Linked DNA regions of Homo sapiens: regions 2 and 3 are each linked to region 1. Evidence: chromatin contacts called from ENCODE Hi-C or POLR2A ChIA-PET data. All regions are on one chromosome and are shown on one strand. Each heading gives the region's core, a stretch centred on a gene start or an enhancer-like site at or near the end of the contact. The rest is flanking DNA. Distances are from core to core; before and after follow the strand shown. Region 1 holds the start of CEP95 (centrosomal protein 95). Region 2 holds the start of KPNA2 (karyopherin subunit alpha 2). Region 3 holds the start of AMZ2 (archaelysin family metallopeptidase 2).

The links. Hi-C counts contacts between places; a loop is a spot of excess contacts on that map. ChIA-PET counts read pairs that join two places held with the same protein, here RNA polymerase II (POLR2A). Pooled maps may share reads with other maps.
Region 2: a loop to region 1 is called in a map of naive thymus-derived CD4-positive, alpha-beta T cell, with 15 times the contacts of the local background. The contact joins the promoter of KPNA2 here to the promoter of CEP95 in region 1. A Hi-C loop is called at or near these places in 1 of 168 maps with a recorded cell type or tissue (naive thymus-derived CD4-positive, alpha-beta T cell), 1 of 37 single-sample maps with no recorded cell type and 7 of 50 pooled maps. POLR2A ChIA-PET finds 5 or more read pairs at or near these places in 2 of 52 experiments (Caco-2 and activated CD4-positive, alpha-beta T cell).
Region 3: a map with no recorded cell type shows a loop between it and region 1 (17-fold over the local background). The contact joins the promoter of AMZ2 here to the promoter of CEP95 in region 1. A Hi-C loop is called at or near these places in 2 of 37 single-sample maps with no recorded cell type and 11 of 50 pooled maps.

Annotation. Positions count from the first base shown.
Region 1 is chr17:64,505,592-64,510,210 of GRCh38, forward strand. It overlaps CEP95 (centrosomal protein 95), which reads left to right and starts at 1,386. Exons shown (of 20, transcript NM_138363.3): 1 at 1,386-1,525; 2 at 3,001-3,129; 3 at 4,582-4,619. The coding sequence starts at 1,507. It overlaps DDX5 (DEAD-box helicase 5), which reads right to left and starts at 698. Exons shown (of 13, transcript NM_004396.5): 1 at 485-698. The coding sequence starts at 528. RefSeq lists enhancers at 1-158, 219-348, 1,049-1,288, 1,489-1,578, 1,560-2,176 and 1 more.
Region 2 is chr17:68,034,385-68,038,501 of GRCh38, forward strand. KPNA2 (karyopherin subunit alpha 2) reads left to right here and starts at 1,351. Exons shown (of 11, transcript NM_002266.4): 1 at 1,351-1,456; 2 at 2,726-2,823; 3 at 2,974-3,111. The coding sequence starts at 2,749. RefSeq lists a silencer at 1,084-1,133 and enhancers at 1,097-1,644, 1,664-1,883.
Region 3 is chr17:68,245,972-68,250,534 of GRCh38, forward strand. AMZ2 (archaelysin family metallopeptidase 2) reads left to right here and starts at 2,072. Exons shown (of 7, transcript NM_016627.5): 1 at 2,072-2,734; 2 at 4,217-4,499. The coding sequence starts at 4,217. RefSeq lists enhancers at 592-1,138, 1,139-1,684 and silencers at 1,899-2,198, 3,508-3,557.

The DNA.
Region 1 (4,619 bases), core at 136-2,635:
GCCATGTCCGAGGCCGGCATTTTGTACTCGCGACTCAGCCACATGGCTGATGCCGGCCGCCCTCCTACCCCAACAGCACCAGGGCTTTGGAAGTGGTCCCCTCGCTCCCACAGAATGCCCGGCCACCCCAAAAACACCTCCCGAAACGCCGCACCTAACAGATGTTCCTTCGTCTGCCTCGAAGCGTCCCGCTTTCATCCGCACAATACGCTCCCTCTCAACTCCCTCAACAGCTACCAAATGGCAGCCGCCCCGACAGCTCCCCAATCCCCACACAAAAAGCAAGCTTGAAGACACTACACCGTCAAATCTCTTCCAATCACTGTGACGTGAATATCAAAATGGCGCAAGCCTTCGGGAAAGGAAGTCCCAAGATAGCCCGGAAAGGCCAAGTCCAAGCCGCAAAGCCCCCGCCGGCCGCCACCCTGACCCGCCCTCCCATCCCCCCACCCGCCAGGCCTGACAGCTCGGCTCCCAAACTCACCCTCGGTCCCGGCCGCGGTCTCGGTCACTCGAATAACCCGACATGGCGTCAATGGTTGCGGTTGGCGGGGAACGAAGTATATAGAAAAGCGTGCGACAAGTCGCTGGAAATGGCCTCGATGACGGCGAAGCCTTGCGGGGGCGGCAGCGGAGGAAGGACACCGATGACACCAGCCGAAGCTGCACTACTAGAGACCGGTAGAAATGAATGAGGTGCCGGCCGCTTTCCGGCAGCCGCTTTTATAGTCTGGACCGCCTCCTACGCCGCAGGGAACGCTGGGAGCCGCTCTATGACCTAATCGCCCCGCCCCTCGCGCATAGGCCGCAACGCCCGCTGGCGTTCCAGGATCGCCGCGCTTTCACCCCTCCCCGCGCCACTCTCTCAGGTCAGGGCCCACCCACCATTGGAATGCCTCATTCTGCACTCTCTTGACCTCACCTTCTTCTGGTCTTTCCACACCTCAAGCAAGCCACCCCGCCCTTTCCCAAGCCCAGCCCCGCCCACCCTCGCCACTCGGAGATGTTTACGTCTCCAAAGAGCCCTCACGTCTGTAACCAAAAGAGGGGGAAGGCGGGGCCTGGCGTTGTCACGTGGCTGTACCACCCCGGACCACCGAGAGAGCGGTCCGCACTACTTTCCCGTTGACGTCGGCGGAGGGATACAAAACGAAATAGCTCACCGGAAGTGCGCTGCTCGCACCCCGGGACCCGCCCGGGCTGCCGGCTGATGTGGACCGTCCGACCCGCGTGTCTGATAATCCTTTGACGGGTTTTGGTCGGCGGAGAATGGTCTCTAAACTTCCCAAACCGCCCCCGTTTCACGTCCTGTGAAAGGAAGTGCTCCTCTGATGACCAATCAGCGGCGAGAAGCTCTTTTAACGTCCGTCCTTCTTTCACGCCTCCTTCCCCGCGCTTTGGTTCGTGCGTCCGCGCCCCAGTGTCGGGTCTGCGTGGATCGGTCCTTCCAGGACACCGTCGCCTTCCCGGCCGCGTCGGAGTCCGGCGGCGACCTGCCTCTGAAACATGGCAGGCTCGGATGCTGGTGAGTGTCTCCCTGGGGTCCCAGTATGTGTGGACTGAAACCGTCCACCTCCAGGGAGGCCTCGGGCTAGCCCGGACTGGGTCTGGGCTGTCGGCGGGGCTCGTGACCTTCAGACGCCGCGTCGCGCTGGCGGGTTCCCTGGATAGGGTCTCTCAGCTTCACCACCTCTTCGCTTCGAGGCCGTGGAACAGCAGTATGCTGTGGGAGAGAGAGAGGCACTGGGGCGAGGCCGGTAGGACACTTGGGTCCTGGCTGTAAAAAGAGCGGTCAGAAGGGTCGTCCCCGGACTTGTCTTTCTGTGGGGCGTCTAGCCGCTGTCCGTGTGCCCTCCGCCCTTGCACTATGGGCCCTGAGGTCGTACCTGCTTTTGTATTGGTCTTTAAAGGAACAGCATTCTTAAGATTTATTATGCCCCTGCAGAATAGTAGAATATGCCCCTGTAGAATAGTTGTGCTTTTTTCTCTTCAGTGCCCTCTAGAGTCATGGGCTTTGTCTAGCACCGCTTTTGAAGAGCGAATTAATTTGGTTGTCTAGGACGCTTTCATCCTTTTCACAAGGACTGCGTACAAACCAGTTGTCATGGTTTGGCCAGCTGTGAGAAATGGGCGTGGGGAGGGGGATTATGTGCATGGAAAATACACTCTCATTCGTTTCCAGAACGTTACGTGTCCAGAACATAGTGGAGATGTTTGTTTCTAATACCGATTGAAAGTGCTTTCCTACCAATTCCCAGGCATTTCAAGGAACAAGTATTTTAAGCTAAGTTACTTTTGGTACAGAAACCGTTAAACTTTGCAAATCCCAGCAATATCTAGGGGAGAGGAGAATGTGGTACGCAGGAAACGTCAACAGTATTGATAATTCTGAGCTTCATGTACTTCCCATATTTTCTTTCATATAGATCGATATAATAAAAAAGAAAAACTAACAAATGCATTACCGTTGATGTTGTTATTATACCAGTTCTTAACAGCCTAAGTTTAATCACCACTTTTTCCGGCACCAGAGAAACCCTGACTTGCACAAGATAATTGGGTAAACACAAGACCAATACTATTGCAAGTGCGAAGCAGCCTCCATTAATGAGTTTCTGGTAACCTCGGATTATCATTAAACTGTTGTTTATGACATAATATTCCTGTTTACTTGTAAATATGTTTTAACTAAAAACACCCATGTAAGGCTTATATAAGTAACTTAAGATTTTAGGCTGCAACAGTATCAATTGAATTTGCAGTATAGTTTTGACTATGTAGAAATTACAGCACTCTGGAAATCATCCCAAGAAATTAAATACATCTTTTTAAAAACCATGCCTAAAGGGTCTTTGAAATTCTCTAACAATCAAATTCCTTATCTTCTGCAAAGTTCAGTGTCTGTTTTTGTTGGGGGGGAGGTTGTTGGATTTTTTAAATGTCTGTGTGATTTTTTTCTGGTGGTTTTTAAGACTGATCTTTCCCCCTTTTTCCCAACAGAGTGGGTAACCATTGCCAATAACCTTCTTTTTAAGTGTCATATACATCTGAGAATACATGAACTTCAAGACTGTGATGCTAATGTTTTTATTGCTCTTTATCAGTCTATTTTGGGAGAAAAGGTACCAGGTAAGAATACTAAAAGCAGGAGTAATTTTGCCTATATCTTAGGCCAAAAGTTTTTAGTCCTTTAGTTAGATTCTTTGATATTTATAAAATTTCATTTTCTCTTTGCTTGTTTCTTTTTTTAATATTGCATATTAAATTCTATATTAATATACAATATTAAAATAAATATTGTATATTAAATTGTATTTAATATCACATATTGTATAATTATAATATTGTATTCCTTAAGGAATACCCTGTGGAACCCACTCATAATAACGGCCTTGAGCAGATCAGTTTGAGGGCTCCTGATAATCACGGCTTAACCTAATCATGGCTACTGCCTTGTGAAAGTTGCATCTTTTCTGTAAATGTACCTTCAAAGGTTGTAAAATTGAGTGGAGCTTGGGAATTTATTGGATTCTGTTACTTAACCAGTGCTAGGGATAAGAATTGATGCTTGTAGATGATGAACCTCATTTACCAAGACAGTTAATAAGCGCATATGTCCTTTCATCTTGCTCACCATCTCACTATGTTCAAGACCAGGGTGGTACCAACTCAGCTTAAGTGATCCTCCCGTCTACCTCCCAAAGTGATAGGATTACAGGCATGAGCCACCACGTCCAGCCTGTGCTGACCTTTTAAATCTTTATACCAATAATTCTAGTTGGCTATTCAAAAGGACATATAAGGGCCAGGCGCGGTGGCTCACACCTCTAATCCCATTACCTTGGGAGGCTCATCACTTGAGGCAGGTGGATCACCTGAGGCCAGGAGTTCAATACCAGCCTGGCCAATATGGCAAAATGCCATCTCTGCTAAAAATACAAAAATTAGCCAGGCATAGTGGTGCACGCCTATAAACCCAGCTACTTGGGAGGCTGAGGCAAGAGAATTGCTTGAGCCGGGAAAGTGGAGGTTGTAGTGAGCCAAGATCACGCCACTGCATTCCAGCCTGGGCGATAGAGCGAGACCCTGTCTCAATAAATAATAAATAAACATACATATGTGTATATATAAGAACGCTCCTTGAATGCCTGCTGTGTTTTTTTTTTCTTCGTAGAAAGTAGCCCATAGTTATGGGTTAAAGTATCATGTCTTGGCTCCCTTATTAGACTATTAGCTGTCTTTGAATTTAGGGACCACTTTATCTTCCTTAACATGGTGCTTCTTGTAAAGCATATTCATGTATATCTATATATCTATATATATATATATGGTGTAATAAATATTCAACCGTATTCAACCAGTCTAATATTGATAAATCGGTTCAATCAATAAATACTCAACCAGTAAAGATTCTGCTGTGTAGAGTTCAGGGTTTATTAACTTTATCTGTACTTTACAGCATGTTCTGTTTGGGCAGAGCCTTTATAGCAGTTGAGCATATTCAGTAGCCTAGTCAGAGACAATGAGATGAAAACTTGGCCTCTCATGGATACAAAATTATGTGATTTTTTCCCCCCCCAGACCTCATAGTTATTCCTAGGAGTCAAGAAGATGATGCA
Region 2 (4,117 bases), core at 101-2,600, 3.5 Mb after region 1:
TGGGATTATGCTGATTAAGAGTAGGTCCAACCCTTTATGAACTCTGGCTTTACGATGAATGAGGCTGGCATTAATGCCTGCAAAAATGGACAAACTTGCTGTTTGAATTTATTTATAGTAAGAAATAAACCATGAAAACTTTTCTAAAATGTAATCTTTTAGAACACAAAAAAATTGCAGAAACAAAAATGGCCCAGAATCCTGATGCTCTGTTGACCATCTTTGTTTTGTTTGTTCGTTTGAGCATATGGCAAAAAATGCAAAATTCAGAAATGTGTAATGAGCATAGAATGTTACTATAACAATTGAAAAAACTTGAACACACACTACATACTAAACAACAGCATGAAATTTCAGTTTTTCTGAATTTGATGACTGCAGTGTGGTTATATAAGAGAATGTCTTTTCTTAGGAGAGACACCGTGAAACAGAGGAAAAAGGACATGATTCTGAAACTTTCTCTTAAAGTAACATATTAAAATCACACATATGTACACGCGTGCATATGTATACATATATATGTATAGAGAAAGCAATAGCAAATGTGGCAAAATGTTAAGATTTGGCAAATCTGGATAAAGATTTGCAATTCTGCTGCATTTGAAATTATTTAAAAATAAAAAACTTGAGTTTTTGGAGAAACAGGCATAAGAAACCTTTTGTTTCCATATTTGCGGCTTCTATACAGTCTTTTATGATGCAATTAAAAAAAAACTAAACTAAAAAATATAACACAAATCTTCCCTCCCATAGTAGCCAGAAACCCCCGCCGAGTACTTTGGGTGTCATAATAGGAAAAAAATGCAAAGCAATATGTTTTTCTATAAAGATTACTTATTTACTAATTAGAATTTTTTTATTTTCATGAAGATCAACAACAAAGTTTTTAAAATAATGACTTAGAGAATCATTTTGTGGTATTTGTTTAAGGCTGTCGCCCAGGAAAACGCCCAAGGACCATGCACGCTTCAACCCTATGGAAACACGAACGGCCCAGGGAACCGCCCCTTCGCGCTGCTTGACGGGATCTGGAGTCCTCCCGCTCCGCCCCGCCAGGCGCTCAGGGACCGCCCGGCCGCTCCCTCACCGCCCGGCCGCTCCCTCACCGCCCGGCCGCTCCCTCACCGCCCGGCCGCTCCCTCACCGCCCGGCCGCTCCCTCATCTCGCGATGCCATCCTCTTTTTTTTTTTTTCTTTCCCCCCTCCCACTCGCCCCCAAGCCCTATGACTCCCTCCCCTCCCAACGTGTTTTTCAAATCCACCAATGGGCACACAGCTTAGGCTCGAACCAGCCAATCGGAATGCGGAGTCACCGGGAAATTTAAATCGCGCCGGCCGGCTGCACGAGCCACACGGTCTTTGAGCTGAGTCGAGGTGGACCCTTTGAACGCAGTCGCCCTACAGCCGCTGATTCCCCCCGCATCGCCTCCCGTGGAAGCCCAGGCCCGCTTCGCAGGTACAGACTCAGGCGGCGGCCCGGCCCGAGCGCTAACGGCTTGCCCGTGGGCGGCGTTCGCCTTTTGGGTTGGGGGAGGGAGGCCCCGGGTCCACGCCGAGCCTGGCTCTGCCTCCCGCGTTGACTAGGCCTCGGGGGCGACGTTCATTGACCAGGCGGCTGAGTTTCGCGGGGTCTGCGGGTTTAGGGCGCCGACGCTCTGCAAACGGCAGCGGAGGCCTTAACGCGTCGCGGCCGGGAGAATCGGAGCGAGCCAGGCTTGAGGGCGAATGTCCCGGGAGGACTTGTGGCGGCCCTGGTTTCGCCTCCTCCTTTCTCGTTGCATCTTCCCCGGCGTGGGGGCAGGGGCTGGGGGTGGCAGTTGGGAGCACCGTCTCTGACACCTAGGCCCCGGGGGTGGCTCTGCCACCAAGTCGTAGGCGAGCGTAATGAAAGCAAAGATAGCAAATTGTAAGGAGGGCTTTGACTTTTGTCATCTTCTGAATGACGCACAGCTGATGTCATCCTAATTAAGCGCATTCACTCCTAGTCTCTGGAAATGCAAATCAAATATGCGAGATGCGGCACTGCATTTTTAATGTTGACCATAATGTAATGATGAAGCAAATTTTTATTTAATTTTCGAGTCTGCACCTATTTTGGCCAAGTAAAGACAGTAAAATAGGGAGAGCCTCCTGAGGATCTGAATTTATTGCCCTGGCACATAATTTTTAGCTGTAAGTTGACTTGGTTCCCCTACTTTGTCTTGAATTAACTATTAGGGACTCTGGAGTATCGAACTAGGCTGTCAGAAACGGTGGATACATGTGGCTAGTCCAAATTGAAATACGCTGTAAGCTTAAAGTACACAAAAGATTTCAAAGATGGAGTATGGAAAAAGAATGTAGAAGATGTCAGTTATTTTATATATTGATAACACGTTGAAATACTATTTGGATATGTTGGGTTAAGTAAAATACATTATTAAAATTAGTTTCACTTGTTTCTTTTCTCCTTTTTAAAAATATGGCTACTAGGAAGTTTCAATTTATATAGCTTGCATTCTATTTCTGATGGAGAGCCCTCTCCAGGAAGTCTCAGCCCTTTAGAGGGAAGGGGGACACTTCCCCTTTGGGTAAAGCTATTTCATAGTGCCGAAAACATGATGATCCCCCCTCTAGTATACAGGTGTGGATTCAGTAGATGCTTGATAATTCAGTTCTTATTTGGTACTATTATTGACAAAGGAAAATGATAAAGGAAATATTTTTCTCTTCCCCCATCTTTTAGCTTTCTCCCTTTGTCTCATAACCATGTCCACCAACGAGAATGCTAATACACCAGCTGCCCGTCTTCACAGATTCAAGAACAAGGGAAAAGACAGTACAGTGAGTACCTTCTGTTGCTTTCCTGTGGTGGTATTTAAATGGGAAGACATTTGGAAAGGGGTGAAAACTGAGGTATTTAAAAAAAAAATGCCCTCACTTAGCAACAAAAACTGGTGTGATAGGTGAAACGGCATGTTATCTTTTCTCAAGGAAATGAGGCGTCGCAGAATAGAGGTCAATGTGGAGCTGAGGAAAGCTAAGAAGGATGACCAGATGCTGAAGAGGAGAAATGTAAGCTCATTTCCTGATGATGCTACTTCTCCGCTGCAGGAAAACCGCAACAACCAGGTAAAAAATGTATTTTAGTTTATGAGTTACGTGAAATCCAGAAAATCAGTAGGGACTTTTCTTAGAAATTCAAGTAAACTTAACATTTCTAGTCTTAACGGTTTTAACTATCTGTGAACATCTTTTTCTCTGTTTGCAATTAGTAATTGTCTTCTTTCCTGCCTTCTGTAATCCACTGAAGCTGATTTAGGATCTTCCTTTAGCTCTGACCTTCCTTCAGACTTCCCTGCATTTCTAGCTACTAGCTGGGTACCTTGGCCTGACCAGTGTGTCCAGAGCCAGCCAGTTTCTGGTTTATTTCTTCTTTTTTTTTTTTTTCCCCCGAGATGGAGTCTTGCTCTGTTGCTCAGGCTGGAGTGCAGCAGCACAATCGGCTCACTGCAACCTCTGCCTCATGGGTTCAAGCAATTCTCCTGCCACAGCCTCCTGAGTAGCTGGGATTATGGGTGCGCATCACCACGCTTGGCTAGTTTTTGTATTTTTTTGTTTTTGTTTCTTTGAGACAGAGTTTTGCTCTGTCGCCCAGGCTAGCGTGCAGTGGTGCGATCTCCGCTCACTGCAAGCTCCATCTCCCGGGTTCACGCCATTCTCCTGCCTCAGCCTCCTAAGTAGCTGGGACTACAGGCGCCCGCACCCTGTCTGGCTAATTTTTTGTATTTTTAGTAGAGACGGTGTTTCAACATGTTAGCCAGGATGGTCTCGATCTCCTGACCTCGTGATCCACCCGCCTCAGCCTCCCAAAGTGCTGGGATTACAGGCGTGAGCCACTGCCCGGCCTGTTTTTGTATTTTTAGTAGAGGCGGGGTTTCACCATGTTGGCCAGGCTAGTCTTGAACTCATGACCTCGTGATATGCCTGCCTTGGTCTCCAGAAGTGCTGGGATTACAAGCGTGAGCCACCAGGCCCTTCCCGTTTTTGGTTTATTTCTGCCTTTTTTGGTATTCTCTATGTTTTTGTATTTGTCACCAGCTTTGTTCAGGACTTTCCTTCTGAAATATTTACAGTA
Region 3 (4,563 bases), core at 822-3,321, 3.7 Mb after region 1:
AGTATCCAAAGGAACTCATTTGATCCCTAAAATTCTGTTAAGATGTGCTGTAGGTGGGGCGCGGTGGCTCACGCCTGTAATCCCTGCACTTTGGGAGGCCGAAGTAGGTGGATCACCTGAGGTCAGGAGTTCAAGACCAGCCTGGCCAACATGGTGAAACCCCGTCTCTACTAAAAATACAAAAATTGGCTAACATGACGAAACCCTGTCTCTACTAAAAATACAAAAAAAAAAAAAAAAAAAAAAATTAGCCGGGCGTGGTGGTGTGTGCCTGTAGTCCCAGCTACTCTGTAGACTGAGGCACGAGAATCGCTTGAACCCAGGAAGCATAAGTTGCAGTGAGCCGAGATCGCACCACTGCACTCCAGTCTGGATGACAGAGCGAGACTTCGTGTCAAGTAATAATAATAAAAAAAGATGTGCTGTAATTGTCTCCGTTTTACAAAAGAGGTCAAGTAGTTGACACAGGTCCCACGCTAGTGAGGGTTTTGGGATTCAAGCACAGACCACCTTCGCCCCTATGCTACACCACCTCAGGCTGTCGGGAGATAGGCGCCCAGTCAAAAGGCACATGGAAGAAAGCCCACGACTTCTCAAGCATTGAAGCAGGAGTGGCGCATCGGTATTCTCAACTTCAAACTTTGAGAACAGTCATGGTAGGAATGCATTTTATTCAAGAATGGGTTCAGGTGAGGGTGGATATGGGCACTGGGTTCAAAGGACAAATTTGGAGAATTCATGATCCAGGAGAGTGAACAAATAAGGAAGGGCTAAAGAGATCCTCGAAGTTGAAAGGTTCAGAGTTAATGTCCTCTAAGGAGAGCCAACAAGGGGTTACAAATGCTGAAGTCATCAAGAAAATGTGCCTGTCTTTCCTTGAGACTGGGAAGGAGAATTAGGATGACGAAAATCCAGAGGATGGTAAAATAGCTTGACTTCAAAATAACAGGCCGGGCGCCGTGGCTCACGCCTGTAATTCCAGCACTGTGGGAGACCGGGGTGCGGGGGGGTGGATCACCTGAGCGCAGGAGTTCGAGACCAGCCTGGGTAACAGGGTGAAAACCCGTATTAAAAAAAAAAAAGCCGGGCGCGGTGGCCCACGCCTGTAATCCCAGCACTTTGGGAGGCCAAGGCGGGCGGATCACTTGAGGTCAGGAGTTCGAGACCAGCCTGGCCAACATGGTGAAACCCCATCTCTACTAAAAATAACAAAAATTAGCCGGACGTGATAGCGGGCACCTGTAGTTCCAGCTACTGGGGAGGCTGAGGCGGGAAAATCGCTTGAACCCAGGAGGCAAAGGTTGCACTGAGCCCAGACTGTCCCACTGCACTCCAGCCTGGGCAACAGAGCAAGACTCCGTCTCCAAAAAAAAAAAAAAAAAAAAAAAAGCAAGAAAAAGAAAGAGAATGGCGAGGCCCAGAGAGACCGAAAGTCCCACCAGAGGGTACAGAGCTAGCTCAGCCCTAATGCCGGCCCCGCGGTGCCTTTCCGAGCTCACGGCCTCCCCTCAGCATCCGGGTTTCGGCCTCGGAGCGCCAGGGACGCCACGAGGACGCGCCCCACACTTGCGCTTCTGGGTTCCAGCCCCCGCGGCCCCCAACAAATAAAGAAGGGAAAGTGCTGAGGGTGACGGCCCCGGGGAGCGCTGCGGCTCTACGTCAACCTGCGGCGGCCGCCGACTCATTTGGGGCCACGCTGGTTGCATTCGTCACGCCGGCGATGCCTCTCAAACCCGCGGCCTGCCGAGGACGTTCCCACACGGGAGACCCCAGCGACGCGGGCGCATCTGTGGCTCTCGAGAACCGGGCCGCGGAGCCGCCGCGAGCGCAAGCGAGGAATCGGCGACTGCGGGGGTGGACAGCTGGGGCTTGTAGTCCCCTCGCTACCCTCTATTCTGGAAGAGGCGGGTCGCGGCCGCTGAACTCCAGCTCTGCGCCTGCCCAGGCGGCCGCACGCTCAGGGGCGTGGCATGGGTGGGTCGTGAGTTGGGCGGGGCCCACAGGGCGTGCGCGACGCAGCGGCGCGGCGCGTGGCGTAAGGGGCGTGGCGCCAGTGGGCGTGGCGTGGCGCAGTGCGAAGGGACGCGGTGCGCATGCGCGTGAGGGCTGCCGCGGGTGGGTGGTATCGAGGCCTGTCGGGTCAGGGCGGTTCGCGGGTGCTGTCAGAGCTGGGCCGGGGCCCCTAGGCAGGGTAGCCGGGTCGTAGAGGCGGGGGCCGGTCGCGGTCGGTGGAGCGGGATGAGGATGTAGGAGGGGCGGACGTGGCGGAAGCCGCGGGGTCCGCGGGGTCGGTGCCTCTAGGGAGCCAGGGAGGCCTTTCCCGAGGCTCCTGGGGAAGAAGAGGCGAAGCGAGAGTCCCTGGGGAACCCCCACTCCACTCCCAGCTGGAGACTGGGTTGTGTCTGCATGGACCAGAGCCCACAGTGCGAGTTGCTATAGGCAACCAGCCAGGGTGGCCAGCTCCTTCCCGTTTGCCCGTGATGTTCTGGTTTTGGGACCAAAGCATCCTAGGCCTCCAGCCCACTGCAGTGACCGAATTCTGCGCCCCCTGCCCATCTTCTCCCGCAGCTTCCCTAGATTAGGCTTGGGAGGCAAGAGGAGGCCTCCTGACCTTTCACACTGCCTTTTTAATATTAAGATGAAGTCACACTCCACAACTTTCTTCCAGCCAGGCCCAGACATGTCCGTCCTTGTAAGTTAAAAGCTTCCATGGGAGCCTTCCTTCCTAATCAAGGTAGGTAGACTACAGGAAGGTACATCTTGTTTTATATTTTGTCCTGTAGAAGTCAGATTTCAGCCCAGTTGTGTAGGAGTGAGGATGAGCCTATGCTTATATCAGAGCTTTGAGTACAGAGACATTTGGTCTGGAATTTTAGTCAGCCTCTTCAACCCCAGAATTTATAGGTTCAATCAGAACAGACATTAGCTTAAGTTTTCCCATCAATCGTCTATCATTAAACTGGCAAAATCTAAATAATTAGAAAATATGACAAAGATGATCCAGACAGAGATGTTCAACTTTTTCCTTAATTCAAAAAGCCTCGTGGTGGAACATCGGACCCATTCAAGAGGAAGGATGAAAGCTCTATATAGGAACACGATGTGAATGGAAGAAACCTGTCATTGTGAGGCTGGCTTTTGATTAGTCATCTGATGTCTTCCCTAATGTGACATGACTTTGAGGCCATAAACTTCAGTGGCTAAGCTGTAGTTTCTCAGCCTGCAGTTAAATTGCAGAAATGATAGGGCTTACATTAGTTTTGTTTTTATTTGATGTTGAAGATCTTTGAGTCACATTAGAAACGATGAGTATTTTTCATGTGGCACTGATGAGTTAATTCATATTATTATTTTTTGAGACAGAGTCTCTATTGCCCAGGCTGGACTGCAGTGGCACGATCACGGCCCACTGCAGCCTCGACCTCCTGGGCTCAGATGATCCTCCCATCTTAGCCTGCCAAGTAGCTGGGACTACAAGTGCACATCACCACATCCGGCTAATTTTTTTGTAGATATGGGGTTTTGCCATGATGTCGAAGCTGATTTCAGACTCCTAGGCTCAAGTAATCCTTCTGCCTTGGCCTCCCAAAGTGCTGGGATTATAAGCGTGAGCCACTGTGCCAGGCCAATATTATTCCCCAAAAGAAGGAAGTTGGGTGTGAGGTCCTGCTCCTGTGGTCACCGTGAGGTTTTTTTTTTTTGTTTTGGACTCTTGCCCAGGCTGGAGTGCAGTGGCACAGTCATGGCTCACTGCAGCCTCAAGCTCCTGGGCTCAAGTGATTCTCCTGTCTCAGCCTCCCTGGTAGCTAGGACCACAGATGTGCACAACTATGCCCAGGGAATTTTTAAATTTTTTGTAGAGACAGGGTCTCACCATGTTGCCTGAGCTGTTCTCAAACTCCTGGCCTCAAGCAATCCTCCTATCCCAAAGTGCTGAAATTACAGGCATGAGCCACCACACCTGGCCACCACTAGTTTTTGTAATGGGAGCAGGTTCCATATGAGATGGAGGAATGGATTTCATGATTGTCTTTTTAATTTCTTAGATCTCCAAGAAATTGGACATGAGGAAACCACTCTAAGTGTGACCACTCTAAAGCATTAGCAATCAGTCATTTCACTCTAGGGAGAAATCAGAGCTGAAATATAGAGGATAGGTAAAGTCCCCAATGTAGATATGTATTTTTATATTTGATTACTTGCTTTTTTTTGTTAGATGCAAATAATACGGCACTCCGAACAGACACTAAAAACAGCTCTCATCTCAAAGAACCCAGTGCTTGTATCACAGTATGAGAAATTAAATGCTGGGGAACAACGTTTAATGAATGAAGCCTTCCAGCCAGCCAGTGATCTCTTTGGACCCATTACCTTGCATTCTCCATCAGATTGGATCACCTCCCACCCTGAGGCTCCCCAAGACTTTGAACAGTTCTTCAGTGATCCTTACAGAAAGACACCCTCTCCAAACAAACGCAGCATTTATATACAGTCCATTGGTAAATACTGGTAATGTGCTGGTTTTGGTTCAGTTTTGCAGTGGCGCTCTTGTCAGGAATAGTC